4 separate regions of the Homo sapiens genome follow, and all the other regions are linked to region 2. Evidence: chromatin contacts called from ENCODE Hi-C data. All regions are on one chromosome and are shown on one strand. The core of a region is the stretch at or near the end of the contact, and the rest is flanking DNA. Distances in the headings are between cores, read along the strand shown.

Evidence for each region. Hi-C counts contacts between places; a loop is a spot of excess contacts on that map. Pooled maps may share reads with other maps.
Region 1: a map of gastrocnemius medialis shows a loop between it and region 2 (4-fold over the local background). The contact joins the promoter of NOXA1 here to the promoter of C9orf163 in region 2. A Hi-C loop is called at or near these places in 1 of 168 maps with a recorded cell type or tissue (gastrocnemius medialis), 1 of 37 single-sample maps with no recorded cell type and 6 of 50 pooled maps.
Region 3: a loop to region 2 is called in a map of naive thymus-derived CD4-positive, alpha-beta T cell, with 10 times the contacts of the local background. The contact joins the promoter of UBAC1 here to the promoter of C9orf163 in region 2. A Hi-C loop is called at or near these places in 1 of 168 maps with a recorded cell type or tissue (naive thymus-derived CD4-positive, alpha-beta T cell), 4 of 37 single-sample maps with no recorded cell type and 13 of 50 pooled maps.
Region 4: a loop to region 2 is called in a map of B cell, with 23 times the contacts of the local background. The contact joins the promoter of CAMSAP1 here to the promoter of C9orf163 in region 2. A Hi-C loop is called at or near these places in 3 of 168 maps with a recorded cell type or tissue (B cell, CD4-positive, alpha-beta memory T cell and naive thymus-derived CD4-positive, alpha-beta T cell), 6 of 37 single-sample maps with no recorded cell type and 12 of 50 pooled maps.

Annotation. Positions count from the first base shown.
Region 1 is chr9:137,422,098-137,425,067 of GRCh38, reverse strand. It overlaps NOXA1 (NADPH oxidase activator 1), which reads right to left and starts at 1,675. Exons shown (of 14, transcript NM_001256067.2): 1 at 1,362-1,675. The coding sequence starts at 1,538. EXD3 (exonuclease 3'-5' domain containing 3) reads left to right here and starts at 1,906. Exons shown (of 22, transcript NM_017820.5): 1 at 1,906-1,954. RefSeq lists silencers at 1,445-2,004, 2,025-2,164, 2,175-2,314.
Region 2 is chr9:136,481,725-136,485,127 of GRCh38, reverse strand. It overlaps C9orf163 (chromosome 9 putative open reading frame 163), which reads right to left and starts at 1,633. Exons shown (of 1, transcript NR_172629.1): 1 at 1-1,633. It overlaps SEC16A (SEC16 homolog A, endoplasmic reticulum export factor), which reads left to right and starts at 2,088. Exons shown (of 32, transcript NM_014866.2): 1 at 2,088-2,190. RefSeq lists silencers at 976-1,405, 1,556-1,735, 1,806-1,915, 2,146-2,465 and enhancers at 705-1,449, 2,195-2,940.
Region 3 is chr9:135,959,882-135,962,951 of GRCh38, reverse strand. UBAC1 (UBA domain containing 1) reads left to right here and starts at 1,579. Exons shown (of 10, transcript NM_016172.3): 1 at 1,579-1,927. The coding sequence starts at 1,790. RefSeq lists silencers at 1,430-1,839, 1,850-1,969 and an enhancer at 1,459-1,959.
Region 4 is chr9:135,906,261-135,909,341 of GRCh38, reverse strand. It overlaps CAMSAP1 (calmodulin regulated spectrin associated protein 1), which reads left to right and starts at 1,796. Exons shown (of 17, transcript NM_015447.4): 1 at 1,796-2,342. The coding sequence starts at 2,183. It overlaps CAMSAP1-DT (CAMSAP1 divergent transcript), which reads right to left and starts at 1,509. Exons shown (of 2, transcript XR_007061860.1): 1 at 423-1,509. RefSeq lists silencers at 1,228-1,907, 1,948-2,057, 2,138-2,207, 2,608-2,657.

The sequences.
Region 1 (2,970 bases), core at 426-2,925, 940 kb before region 2:
AACCCACCTGTCTGCCCCAAACGTCACGCAAGGCTCCTAACAAGAGACAGCAGTTCCAGCGACACCCTCTGCACCCTGGGCTGCCCCTCACGTGATCGGCTTTATGAATCATAGCTGTTCCATCTGCTTTCCTAAGTTCCCATATTCCTAACATGCATATGCTGTGGGTTAGTCGTATGACTTTCACTGCGTCCCCTCTCTGTAGTGAAACCAGGCACAAGAGCACAAGTGACTGGGTTAGCCCCGGACATAGGATTTGTTGCTGAACCACCTGGTGTCTAAAGATTACATTCCCTTTCTTGGATAACATTTTAAAATGAAATCATTGTGGGCCGGACAAGGTGGCTCACATGTGTAATCCCACCACTATGGGTGGCCGAGGAGGGTGGATCACCTGAGGTCAGGAGTTCAAGACCAGCCTGACCAACATGGTGAAACCCGTTTCTACTAAAAATACTAAATTAGCCAGGCGTGGTAGTGGGCGCCTGTACTCCCAGCAACTAGGGAGGCTGAGGCAGGAGAATTGCTTGAACCCGGGAGGCAGAGGTTGCAGTGAGCCAAGATTGGGCCACGGCACTCCATTCAGCCTGGGTGACAGAACGAGACTCCATCTTTGAAACAAACAAAAAAATGAAATCATTATGGAGGTGATTGTAAATTTGTACGCAGCTTTAAGACACAAGAGAGGGGGGTCTCATGCGCTTTGCCCAGTCTCCTCCAAGGGGGATATTTTGCCAGTCAGGGGCGTGGAGACCCTCCCACAGCGCGCAGTTCCCTCTCCTTTAAATCACTGCTGTCACCGAGCCTTCAGTAACCGTGGGCACCTGCCTGCTTCTGCGGGGTGCTTGGGACTGAGCGGGGGTGGGCAGCGCTGGCGTTTGGGATGCGCAGGAACAGGCGGCCCCGGAACGCGAGGGGGCACGAGAAGGGCACCGGGCTCCGTGCAGGGCCTCGGCCGCTGCACCCTGGCACCCTGGACTCCTGGCTGTTTCGGGGAGTGGGCTGGGGGAGGGCTGAGGGCTCTGAGGAGGAGACTGACCCGGTCTCCCGGCCATGACCACAGGCGCAACGCTTTCCCCTTAGGGCAGGGCGGTCCCTCGGGCCTGACCCAGCCCAGCAGCTTCCCCCTTCCCGGTGTGAGTCACCCTCGGGCCCCGGCCTCTCCCGGTGACCGCCGCGCCCCCCAGCGCGGCCTCGCTTAGCTCAGGTGCGGCCCCCCTGCTCGGCTCCCACCTGCCGGGGCGTTCGCTGGGTCGGGGGCGGCAGGGCGACCCCGTGACGGTCGGGGAGGGGCGCTGGGCCCTCCCCAGGGGCTCGAGGCGGAGGCGTCGCCCGCACCGGCCTCCCCACGCCCCGCTCACCCGCAGCGCGGCCTCGGGGTCCCCGGCCAGCAGGTGCACGCAGCCCGCGTTGAAGCACAGCCTGGCGGGCGGCGCCGGGACGCCCGAGAAGAGGTGCAAGGCGCGGGCCCAGTCCCCACGATCCACAGCCTGCGCGCCCAGGTGCCAGGCGCGCACCAGGTCCCCCAGAGAGGCCATGGCGGCCGGTGGCGGCGCTCGAGGAGGGGCCAGGATCCCGCGGAGGGGCCGGGGCCGGGGCCAGGCGGCGGCGCGGGGCTGCGGGGTCTCCGAGGCGGGCAGAGGTGCGGGCGCCAAGCGCCAGGTGCAACCCCGCTGCCCCGCGGCGCCCCCTGGCGGCAGGCGCCCGCCCCTCCCCGGTAAGGCCACGCCCCCGCCAGAAACGGCTACGCCCACTCCAGACCCTCAGGCCTCGCCCACCTCCCATTCGGCCCCCGCCCCGGCCGGACTTCCGCCGGGAGCTTTGTGCGCCCGGCTTCCTCGCCCCGCCCGCGCTGGCCTTGGTGCGCCGGATAAAGCCCTCCGGGCCAGCGGCTGCGGTCGGGCCAAGGTTCCGCGCCGGGCGTGGACGGTGTGGGGCGGTCCCGGCCCCGCAGGTGAGCGACCCCGGGCCGCGCGGGCCAGGTGGGCGGTCTGGGCGCCGGGGGCAGAGCGGGGCCGGGCCGGGTGCGCGTCCTGAGGTGAGGGCCGTAGCTGGGAGTGAGCCGGGGGCGGGCCGCCGGCTCTCCCGGGGTGGGGAAACTGAGGCCCCGATGGGGCGGGGAAGGTGCGTTCTCCCGCAGGGCCCCGCTCCGGAGGCCGCCGAGCAGCCGGACGCCGCGGGGAGCTGAGCCGACCCCGGCGACCCCGCCGCCCTGTCCCGCAGGGCCTGCCCTCCTCCGCGCCTTCCGAGCACGGACATCACAGGACCCGGAGGCCCTTCGCTCCCTCGCCGAGGAGGAGGCGCTCCCGGTGGGACGCGCGCGCGCCCGCCCTGCCCTCCCCGGGAGAAGGGACGGGCGCCTCCCTGCAGGGGCCCTGGCTTCCTGTCCACCGGCGCTGAGTCCTGTATTAGTTGTCAACCTAAAATAATTAAAAGGGTCAGAATGTGGTGCCCGGTGGGTTTATTCAGGCACAGAGGTCGAGGGCGGCCTGGGTCACCAGGTGCAACGGAGAACAAAACAGAGGCTCAGGTTTTTAAAGAAAACAGAGCCCATCGGAGAGCAGGTGGTTTCGAACGTTGCCCAGGAGCTCACTGGCTTGTAGAAATGGCATTGGTTCGCGATTGACCACGGCTTGGTGTCATCAGTGGATAGTTACTTGGCTCGAGGGGTAGTGAGGGGCTGCGGTTTCATTTGAAATGCTTTCTGGCACTTAACATCAAGCTTTCTGGGCCCACAGTTTAAAAGGGCTTTACATTCCTCAGATAAATGATTTTTTTCTTTCTCATTTGCCCCCCTTTTGATCAAAATCTTTCTTCTTGAAAGCATTGATTATCAAAATCTGAGGGTCAGAGTGTCCCCTCTTGCTGGGAAGGCTCATTCCCACATAGTCCTGTCCCATGCCAAGCAGGGAAGGAGGAGACATTTCAGGGAGTTTTTTTTTTTTTTTTTTTTTTAAGAACACCACAAAC
Region 2 (3,403 bases), core at 384-2,883:
GTCCAGAGACCTTGCATTTTATGCCTAGGGCAGGGTTGGTTTCTGCAGCTATGGTCTCTCCCATAGCTTAGTGCCCACCCCGGTGGGACCACAGGGTTTCGGAGGACCCTAGAGGGTCGAGCCCTGGGCTCCTGGCTCTTGGGTTCTTTGAACTCGCGAGCGGCAAAAGGCGAGCCCCACGCCTGAGAGGCAGCATCCACCTCTGCATCCCCCTCTTTGGAAAGGGCAAACAATGACACCTCCTTCCGCGGAGGGTGCAGAGCGCCTCGACCACTGGGAAGAAGCAGATGGGGGCAGCGGGGCTGGGGCTGGGCCCTACCACGTGCTCCCTAACTCTGTTCAAACAGGTCAGGAATCTGACTCCTGAAAGGCAAATGTTAGCTGAGCAGATTGGCCCTGGTGCCACGTCAGCCGGACTGAAGCTCTCCCTGCACCGCCTGCGGCCCTGCTGGCGTGGCACGGATATCACCCCCTCCCTCACCAGCCGCCGGCCCAGCTGGGGACAAGGGTGGCTCCCACCCAGGGAGGACCTCAGCCGCTGCTGGGAGCTCAGCCTCCCGCGATGCCATCGGGCGGGCACCCCCACCACGGCGCCTGCCCTCTGGAAGGAGCAGCAGAGGAAGGCCGCGGCTCTTCCCTGCCCTTGCCAGGCAGGTGTGCAGGTGAGTGGGCCCGGCATGGCTGGCCGCTTCCTCAACCGCTCAGCCTCCCTCGGCTCCTCCGAAAAATGAGGGCACAGAGGATAGTGCCCACCTGTTCCCTGCGATCTTCCGCGGGAGGGCGTGGATGCTGCCTGGCCTGGCCGTGGCAGGCACAGGAGCGCCTACCCGCCTCACCCCTCCGCTGGGTCGCTCTGGCCGCCCGAGCGCCCGGGCCCACTCGCCACCGACGTGCACTCAGCCAAGGCTGGGACCCCAGCGCCCCTGTGGGGCTGGCGGCCGGGGGAACGAACCGAGTAGGCCGCACCTCCCCGGGAGGACAGCAGGGCTGGGGCCAGGGTGGGCCTGGGAGGGCCCGGCGCAGCAAAGGCGCAGGGCGGAGCTTGGGGACGAGGAGCCCGCGCGTCCCCCTTGCGAGTCGGCGGACACCCGGCTCCGCGCGGTGGCCGGGCCGCCCCTCCCTGCCCGGGCCTCTGTGCAGAGCGAAGGGACAGTAGAGGATGCGTCGGGGAAACCCCAGGACGCTGGCCAGGGACTGGCGGCAGCCATCGACCAACTTCCGGCGCCGCTCGGTGCCCGCGGCCACGCCGTAACCAGGCAACCAGCGCGCAGGCGCAGTCGGCCCTCCGCGTCCCGCAGCTCCGGCCGCTCCCGGCGCATGCGCGGCCGCCGCCGCCTGCCCTCCAGCCTCCCAGCCCAACGGAAGAATGCGAGGAGCGCGCCCGCGTCAGGGCCCCGCGCTTCTCAGCTGGGCGGAGTAGCCGTTCTCGGTGCGTGAGCCTGCTGGCATCGGTCCTGCAGACTGATTTCCCGCTTGTGGCCTTGATTGAAGAATCCCATCTCTTCTCACATCTTAAAACGAAAAAAGACTGGGAGAAAGAGCCAGCGTAAACAGGGCGACGTACTGGGACGGCCCCGGCGCGCCTGGCCGGGCAGGTGGCGAGGGGCGGGGCCAAGCGGTGAGGCGGCAGACGGACGCCGGAGGGGGGCGGGGCCACGGGCGGGGAAGGACGGCCGAGGGGCGGGGCCAAAGGGGCGGGAACGACAGGATGAGGCGGAGAAAGACGGACGACGGGCGGGGCTAAGGGGGCGGGACGAAAGAATGAGGCGAGGAACGACGGAAGAGGGGCGGGGCCAAGGGGAGCGGGAACTACAGGATAAGGCGTGGAAGACGGGCGGGGGGCGGGACGAAAGAATGAGGCGGGGAAGAACGGACGCCGGCGAGGGGCGGGGGCAGAGGGGGCGGGACAGAGGGATGAGGCGGGGAGGACGGACGCCGGCGAGGGGCGGGGCCGAGGGATGGGCTGTGAAGGGCTGAAAGAGAACGCGTCTGGGCCGACGAGCCGAGGGGCGGGGCCAGGGGCGGGGCGCGCGCTGATGTCGTAAGCCGGACACGTCGGCGGCGCGGCGGCCGCGGAGACCCGAGCCGGATGTGCCAAGATGGCTGCGGCGGCTGAGGTGTCTGTGCTCGTCGCCAGCGTCGGGTGGGCTTTCGCCCGCGGCTCCTGAGGGATCGGTCTCAGCCGCGCGGGTGAGGGGGCGAGCGCGGGTGAGGGGGCGAGCGCGGGAGGAGGAAGGCGGAGGCCGGCCGGCGGAGCCAGGCCGTGGAGGTCGGGGCGCGGAGGAGAGGAGGCGGCTGGGCCCAGCCCCGAGCGGGCGGTGCATCTCGGGTCCCGCCGGGGCCGGTCGAGGGGACAGACGTCCGGGCCCCCGGGCCAGAGCGGAAGGCCGGACGCGGCGCGGGCCGCCGTGGGACTCGAGGGACTGACGTGGACCCGGCTGGGCTGCGGTGACGCCGGTTCCCGGGGCGGGAGGCTGGACCCCCAGGCACCCCTCGTAAGACTCTTAACTTTTCAAATGAGCGTGTCTTGTCCTCACCGGCTAGAAGGCTTCCTTAGCGATGCTGGTGAAGAGACACATTTACATTTGAACCAAAGAGCAGAGTTGTTTGTTTGTAATTTCTTGATTGGGCGATCAGGATGTTGCAACAGAGGCCGAGGGTTAGAGGAGTGTGTGTGATCCGGCTCGCCCCTTTGTGATGGAAGTGTTACAGTAGAGCCTTCAGAAACATCAGAGCCATTTAAAGTCAGTTTTTGCCGCTTAAGAACACTTTTAAATGGCTTGTAAGTTGGGTGTGGATTGTATATTAAGATTTTGTTTTACATGTGTGATGCCGATGTTAACCAAAGAGGTATTTCCCATCCCCCATGTGGCAATACGAAGCAAACGGAACCGCAGACGGTTCTTCCTAGAAGTGATACTTTTGCAAGTTTCAGCACAATGCAGCCTCCCTGCGTTTTTTCCTCATCCCCTTTCTTAAGTTTCAGGTGCTGGTATCTTGTAGACAAGAGGCAAAATAGCGTGTCTTTCTTGTTCCTTGTTCCTCGTTTACTGTTAATAGTGGTTACTACAGTGAGTCTCAAAATTGTACTTAAAGTTTTCTTTGAGGCAGTGGGCACTTTTTTTTTCTTTTTCTTTGTCTTTTTTTGCCAAATCCAGCAAGAGGTCATGGTAGTGGGTAAATGTTAATGTGATTTCTTCTTCTGTAAGCATCTTTCATGAATACCAGGGTCTTCGTCATTTTCATCAGTGTTAGGCTGCTGGCCTCCTCTGTCGCTGGCTTCCTCTTCAACATCTAACTGTATGTGGTTGCGATTCTAACTTAGAAGAGTTGGAGTTGATCATGTCTTTGTGTCAAGCATCCCACAGTCTGACAGGGCGTCACTAGCAGCCACCGTGAGGGA
Region 3 (3,070 bases), core at 330-2,829, 520 kb after region 2:
AACGTCTTAATGCTCTGACCCGGCTCCTCCAAGCCCTCTAGCTTCCCCCACTCTCCACTCACCACCTTGGTGTTCCTCCCCTTTCTCCTCCACCAGCTTCCACGATACTACCACCACCTCCACTGCGGTCTCTAACAGTCGGTACTTCTGCTTCCTGCGTTAAAAATGCCCCATTCCAGGACTGTATCCTGGTGTCTGGTCTTAATCACTACCATATTTTCATTGAGTAGCAGAGGCTCCCACCTGTGAGAGGCAATTAGTAAGTGCTGAACTGGACACATGGAATCTGGACGAGGTTGGAATTATCACAGGAGAAAAATGAGGATGTGTGTGCAAAATGGTGTGGACAGAATAAAAGCCTGCAGGCAGGAGGCAGAGACAGCCTCCCCGGTTAGATTGCTAACCTCTGAGAACGGGAACTGTGCCTTATTCATCTCTGCGCAGTAAAGTTTTTTTAAATGAATGGGATGAATGAGTACAGATCAGTCAATGTGTCAGGTCTAACCTGAACTACAAAATTCATATTTAGGAGCATGGTAAGTAAGACGTTATCCAGGACTGTTGAGCTAGGTACAGAGACCACTGCCAAGGGGGCTTGCAGTGGGGAGAGAGGTCAGGCTCAACTCCCAATACAGCAAGGGCAAGTGGGTGGGGTCAGTGAATGGAAAATTAATAGGAGAAAACATCAGGGATGTGGGCGGTTCTGGCTAAACCGACCTGACAGGGTTCTTGCTGAAGAGAGGCTGGAGATATCAGACAGCACCTGGGGGACGAGGAACCTGACCAGACGTCCAGGGTGATCTGATATTGAGGCTGGGAGTTCTTGCTAAACTCACTTATCAAGGCTCTTCGCTAAAACTGGATTTTACAAGGAAGTGTACAGATGATGTAGAAGGTTCAGGAGCCTGCTTAAGTTTGGCCAAGCAAAGACTCTTTGTCACACCCCACAGAAAATGAGTCTGCCTGGCATCACCTGCACCAAGGGCGGCTTCCCTCCCCTCTGGGTGCCCCGCAAACCTAGGCTTCGCAGGAACAGTGACTCTCTGATCTGCGTGTGAATTAGAAAGACCTAGGCTTGTTAAAGCCAAGTTCTTTGGAGAGCCTCCGTTCTACAGCAGTGCAGTGCAAAAGAAATATCACAGCAGCCATGTAGGCAATTTAAAATTCTATCTTAAAAAGGTTAAAAGAAACAGGTGAAATTAATTTTAATGACATATTTTTCTTAACTCAATAGATACAAAATATTATTTCAACATGTAATCAATATGAAAACATTATCGAGATGCCTTACATTCCTTTTTCCCGTTACTTCTTTGGGATCCAGCGTGTATTTTACCTTTAGAACCCATGAGGTCCCACGTGGTGAGTGCCCCGGGTGGGAACCGCCTGCAGCTCGGGGAGGAACGAAGCTACCAGAGAACTACAGCTCCCGGCATGCTCCGGGCGCGCCCCGTGACGCACTTCCTTTGCGGTGGCCACAGCGCGCCCCCGGCGGCGGGAGCGAGGCGCCTGTCCGAGAACCACATCTCCCGGCATGCGCCAGACGCGCCCGTGACGCACTTCCGGTGCGGCCGCGACGGCGCGCCCCCGGCGGCTGCTGCGGCGGCGGGAGCGAGGCGACCGCTGAGGCCGCGGAGAGTGACGGCGGCCCGGCCGACGGGAGCCGGGGCGGGGCGGCGGCCCAGCGAAGGAGCGCGCGGGCGGTCTGGCCCCGCCCCCTCCCCGCCCGCCTTCCCGGTGACCTTCAGGGGCCCGGGTGGCGGGCGCAGGCCCCTGCGGCGGCGGCGGGATGTTCGTGCAGGAGGAGAAGATCTTCGCGGGCAAGGTGCTGCGGCTGCACATCTGCGCGTCCGACGGCGCCGAGTGGCTGGAGGAGGCCACCGAGGACACCTCGGTGGAGAAGCTCAAGGAGCGCTGCCTCAAGCACGTAAGGCCGGGCCCCCTCCCCTGCCCCCAACACCCGCTCCGGACCCCTCCGACTGCGGACCCCGCCTCAGTCCCCGAACCGCCCCGACCTGGGGTCCGCCGCCCAGTCCGCAGCTCCCAGGCCCTCTCCTCCGGGGGTGGAGGCAGCGCCTCCTGCCCGTTTGCCCGACTCTCCCCCTTTCGGATCCCACACCTCTGGACGCTCGTCCCGGGCCTGGCCTTTCGGCCGGCGGACTCCGGTCACTAAGCGCTCGCCCCGTGCCAGCCGCCCGGCCGAGCCCTGTACACGCCAGCCTCTCAGTTAACTCTGCAGCCACGCAGGGAGGTAGGGGCAGATCGGGAAACTGAGGCCTGGAGAGTGAAGTCGCCGACGGAGCAGGGCCTCGGGACTTTCCGGCAGTTGTACCTTTTTGCTGTTGGGGTGAGGTTTTTTTTCAGCAGCATCTTTGAGAGCTGAGAATTAACGTAGGCTCCTTCATGAAGAGGCCCCTTCTCCTTCCTCTTCCCCTTTCCCGCAGAGCCGGCTGCTTGGAGCTCTTTTCCTGGCTGGCCCCAGGCCACTGTGCCTTTTAGCTGGAGTCCCTGAAATAGTGCCGCTGCGGGACAAGGCCCTGCGCCCCTGCTTTTCTGCAGAGGTAAAATTGGTCAAGAGAGAAGTCCCAGGAGTAGGGTCTCCTCGCGGAGACACTTTTTAAAGTTTATTCACCTGAAATACTCCTGTGTATTTAGTTCCTTAGGTTGCTGATTTTTGGAACTAGTTCTCGAGTCTCTAAAGGACTCAGTAAGGTCAGCTAAGAAGCCTGTCTGTGTGTCAGACTGACCTCCTGTCTATACCTGACATGATCTGAGGGCTTGGCAGAATTTAGGTTGAAGGAGGCTGCAATTTTCTAGTGGCGACTCCATGTGATAAGTTACGACGTATCTGTGTTGACAGGTTGAGTGCGTTACACTTGAGCTGAGTGTGGTCTCTAAGGATAAACTTCAGTTCTTACCATAGTAGCTGCTCGCATACAGTACTTTCGAGTTGCTTTTGTGAGCATGGTTCTGTGGAGTTCTGGAACTGTCAGAGGCAAGCTTGGCAAGCCCCCTTCTGGAACGCACTGGCTGTGAATAACTGGGAGGTGCTGGCCTCAGGATTCACACC
Region 4 (3,081 bases), core at 547-3,046, 580 kb after region 2:
AAAGGAAGAGATAAACTGATCTCTATTCACAAATGACACGCTTTTGTATAAAATCCCAAGGAATCCACTAAAACACTAGAACAACTAATAAATGCCACTAAAAGACAAGAAGAACTAATAAATGGGTTTAGCAAGGTTGCAGGATAAAAGATCAGTACACAAAAAGCCCTTAGAGTCACACTTGACCTTTCCGGGTCACACTCCACATCCCATATAACAGTAGATGGCCTCCTGCCTCCTCCTCAGCCCTTCCTAGTCTGTTCTTCACCCAGGAGTCAGAATGACCCTTTTAAAGGGTTAGTCATATCCTTCCGTGTGCTCAGTCTTCCGAAGGCTGCCCATTTCCTGCAGAGAAGGGGCCACAGTTCTGACTGTGCAGGACCTGTCTGCATCCCTCCATGTCCCCACCTCCCATTTCCTACCAGTCCTTCCAGCTCCTGCGTTCTCGACTTAGTGGCCTCTACTGTGTTTCTTACACTCCAGGCTCTCGTGTCTCAGAGGCTCTGTCTGCCGTGCTCCTTGCTCAAGACAGTACTTCTGCAGATATCCTTACCCTCGACGCCCACGTCCCGCCGGTCTTTGCTCAAATAAGTGCCCTCCTCCTATGGCTTTCCTTGACCGCTCTGCCCTGTCCACCTCGTGTTCTTTTCAGACGGCTGACTCAAGAAAAAATAGACAATCTCAACAGACCTATAACAAGTGAAGAGACTCAATTAGTAACCAAAAAACTATGAATCAAATAAGTCATCAAAAAAGCCCAGGCCCAAATGGCTTCAAGGTTGAATTGAAGCCTGCACGTGGGTTGGTATGTGAATGACGGACTGCCTGGGTCCTCTGGGCACCTGGCATTTCATACATGTTCCGCCTCTGGCACGGGGTGTCTCGACCAGGTACAGACAGGCTGGGAGCCCCGCGCCGGGCGCCCGCTCCCTGGAAGCTCGACCTCTCCCTGCCGTCAAGGCGCCGGTGGGCGGCACGTGGGCCGGCTCTCCCGGGGGCAGTTCTCTATTTCGCTGGTGAGGTTCTCAGACCAAATCCTCGGAATGCAAACTCTCACGGCGTTCCCGTAATTCTCAGCCCAGCGCGGGCCCCGACGCAGGCTCCAGGGGAACGAAGTCAGCGTCCCTTCCGGGGGATGCGCCGGCGGGGCCGCACCTGTTTCTGCCTCAGGGGTCCAAACGCCCACCTTCCCTGCACCGGGACGGGGGTCTGGAGACTGGCACGTCCACCTGGTGCCCGTCTGCTGGGCTGTCGCCTGCCGAGGTCGCCGCCGGCCACACCCACGAGGTCCCCAGGGCGCCGGCGGCGAGACCTCGGCCGGCCAGGGGGCCGGGCTGTGGCTGAGGTGGGACGAGCCAGGGCCGGGGAGGAGACACGGCGCTAAAAGAGGGCAGCTGCGGGCTCGGCAGGATCCCCGCCGCCGACCCACTCCACCCACCCCGCGCCGCCCACTCCCCGCTGCCTACGCCGCGCTCCACACCGCGGGCCTTAGAGCCTGAGGAAAGCAACGGGGCAGGCGCGGACCAGGGCGGGTCCTACTGCGCCTGCGGAAGCGGGCGGGGAGGGGCGGGTCGACGCTCACTGCGCCTGCGGAAAGGGGCGGGGCAGGCACAGGCCTGCGGGTGCCACCTACTGCGCCTGCGGAAAGGGGCGGGGCGGGCGCGGGCTGGCGGGCGGTGCCTACTGCGCCTGCGGAAAGGGGCGGGGCAGGCGCGAGAAGGGAGCGGAGCTGGGGGCGGGGTCGAGGGCGGGGTGGCGGGCGGTGCCTACTGCGCCTGTGCGAGGCCCCGGCGGTGAGCGCGCTCCCGCTCCTTGGCCACCGCCTCAGCCGCTGTCGCCGCCGCCGCCGCTCACCCGGGACCGCGCACGCGCTGCCACCGCCCCCGGCCCGCTCCCGCCCCCGCGCCCGCCCCCGCCCCCGGCCCGCGCCCTCCTGCCGCCGCCTCTTTGGGCCGCGGGCTCGGCACCTCCTCCGCTCGGGCTCAGCGCCCGCAGCATGCAGCAGCCGCGGGGGCGGCGACGGCGGCGGCTGTGAGGTGAGGCGGGGGCCGCGCTCGGGCGCCCCTCCCGGCTGGCCGGCTGCGGGGCCGAGTGGTGGCTCGGGGCGCACCGGGCCCGGCGCGGCGAGGGGCGGCGGCGCCTTTGTTGCGGCCGGGCCGCCGCCTCAGCCCTTTGTCTGCAGATGGTGGACGCGAGCGGCCGCGCCGCCGCCGAGGGCTGGAGGAAGATGGAGGCCCCGCCGGACGGCGCCGCCGACCTCGTGCCCCTGGACCGCTACGACGCGGCGCGCGCCAAGATCGCCGCCAACCTGCAGTGGATCTGCGCCAAGGCCTACGGCCGAGGTGGGCCGGGTGAGGGGCGCGGGGCGGGGGCCAGGGGCGCGGGCCGGGGCCGGGGGACGCGGCCGGGGTCCGGCCGGGTCGGGGTCCGCGCGCCGCGCCTTTGTGCCGCGTCCGCACAGGGTCGGGGCTGGGCCGGCCGCCTCCGAGGTCCTGGCGGCGCCCGGGCAACGCGGAGCGTGGGGACGCGGTCACCTGGCGAGTGGGCGTCCCTGCGGCGGAGGGCGGCGTGGGTCGGGGCTTCCGCTCCTATTTCGGGAGTGCCCCCAGCCTCCCGTTGGCGGCGGCGGCGGCGGGAAGGAGCTGCCCGGTTCTGGGCGCAGGGAGGGACCATGGGGACGCGGGGCCGCCGTCTGAGGCGCCGCTTCCCGGCGCGCCGGGCATCGTCCAGTGCTGGACCTGTGATTCCGAGCCTTGCACTTGTTATGAATTTTGATGCTTACAAGCTGTCAGCTGTTGAATTCCCCAACTAGAAATTGCGTATTCCGCGCATTGTGCTTAATCATAATGATCCCCTTTGGTTAATTCCTGTTTGGAAGAACTAGGTAACCTTGTTACTCAGTCCAGTTTGTTAGGCCCTAATGTGCTTAGTGGATTAAGACGCTTCTGTTTCGTGCCCTGGGAACAGGACAGACCTAGTGATTCTCGTCAGTGGCTGACTTCTTTATTAATTTCAGGTGCTTTGTTTCAGGTACAATTAAAGGTTAATATTTCTGCAATCCTCTTTTCATTTGAAGCATTC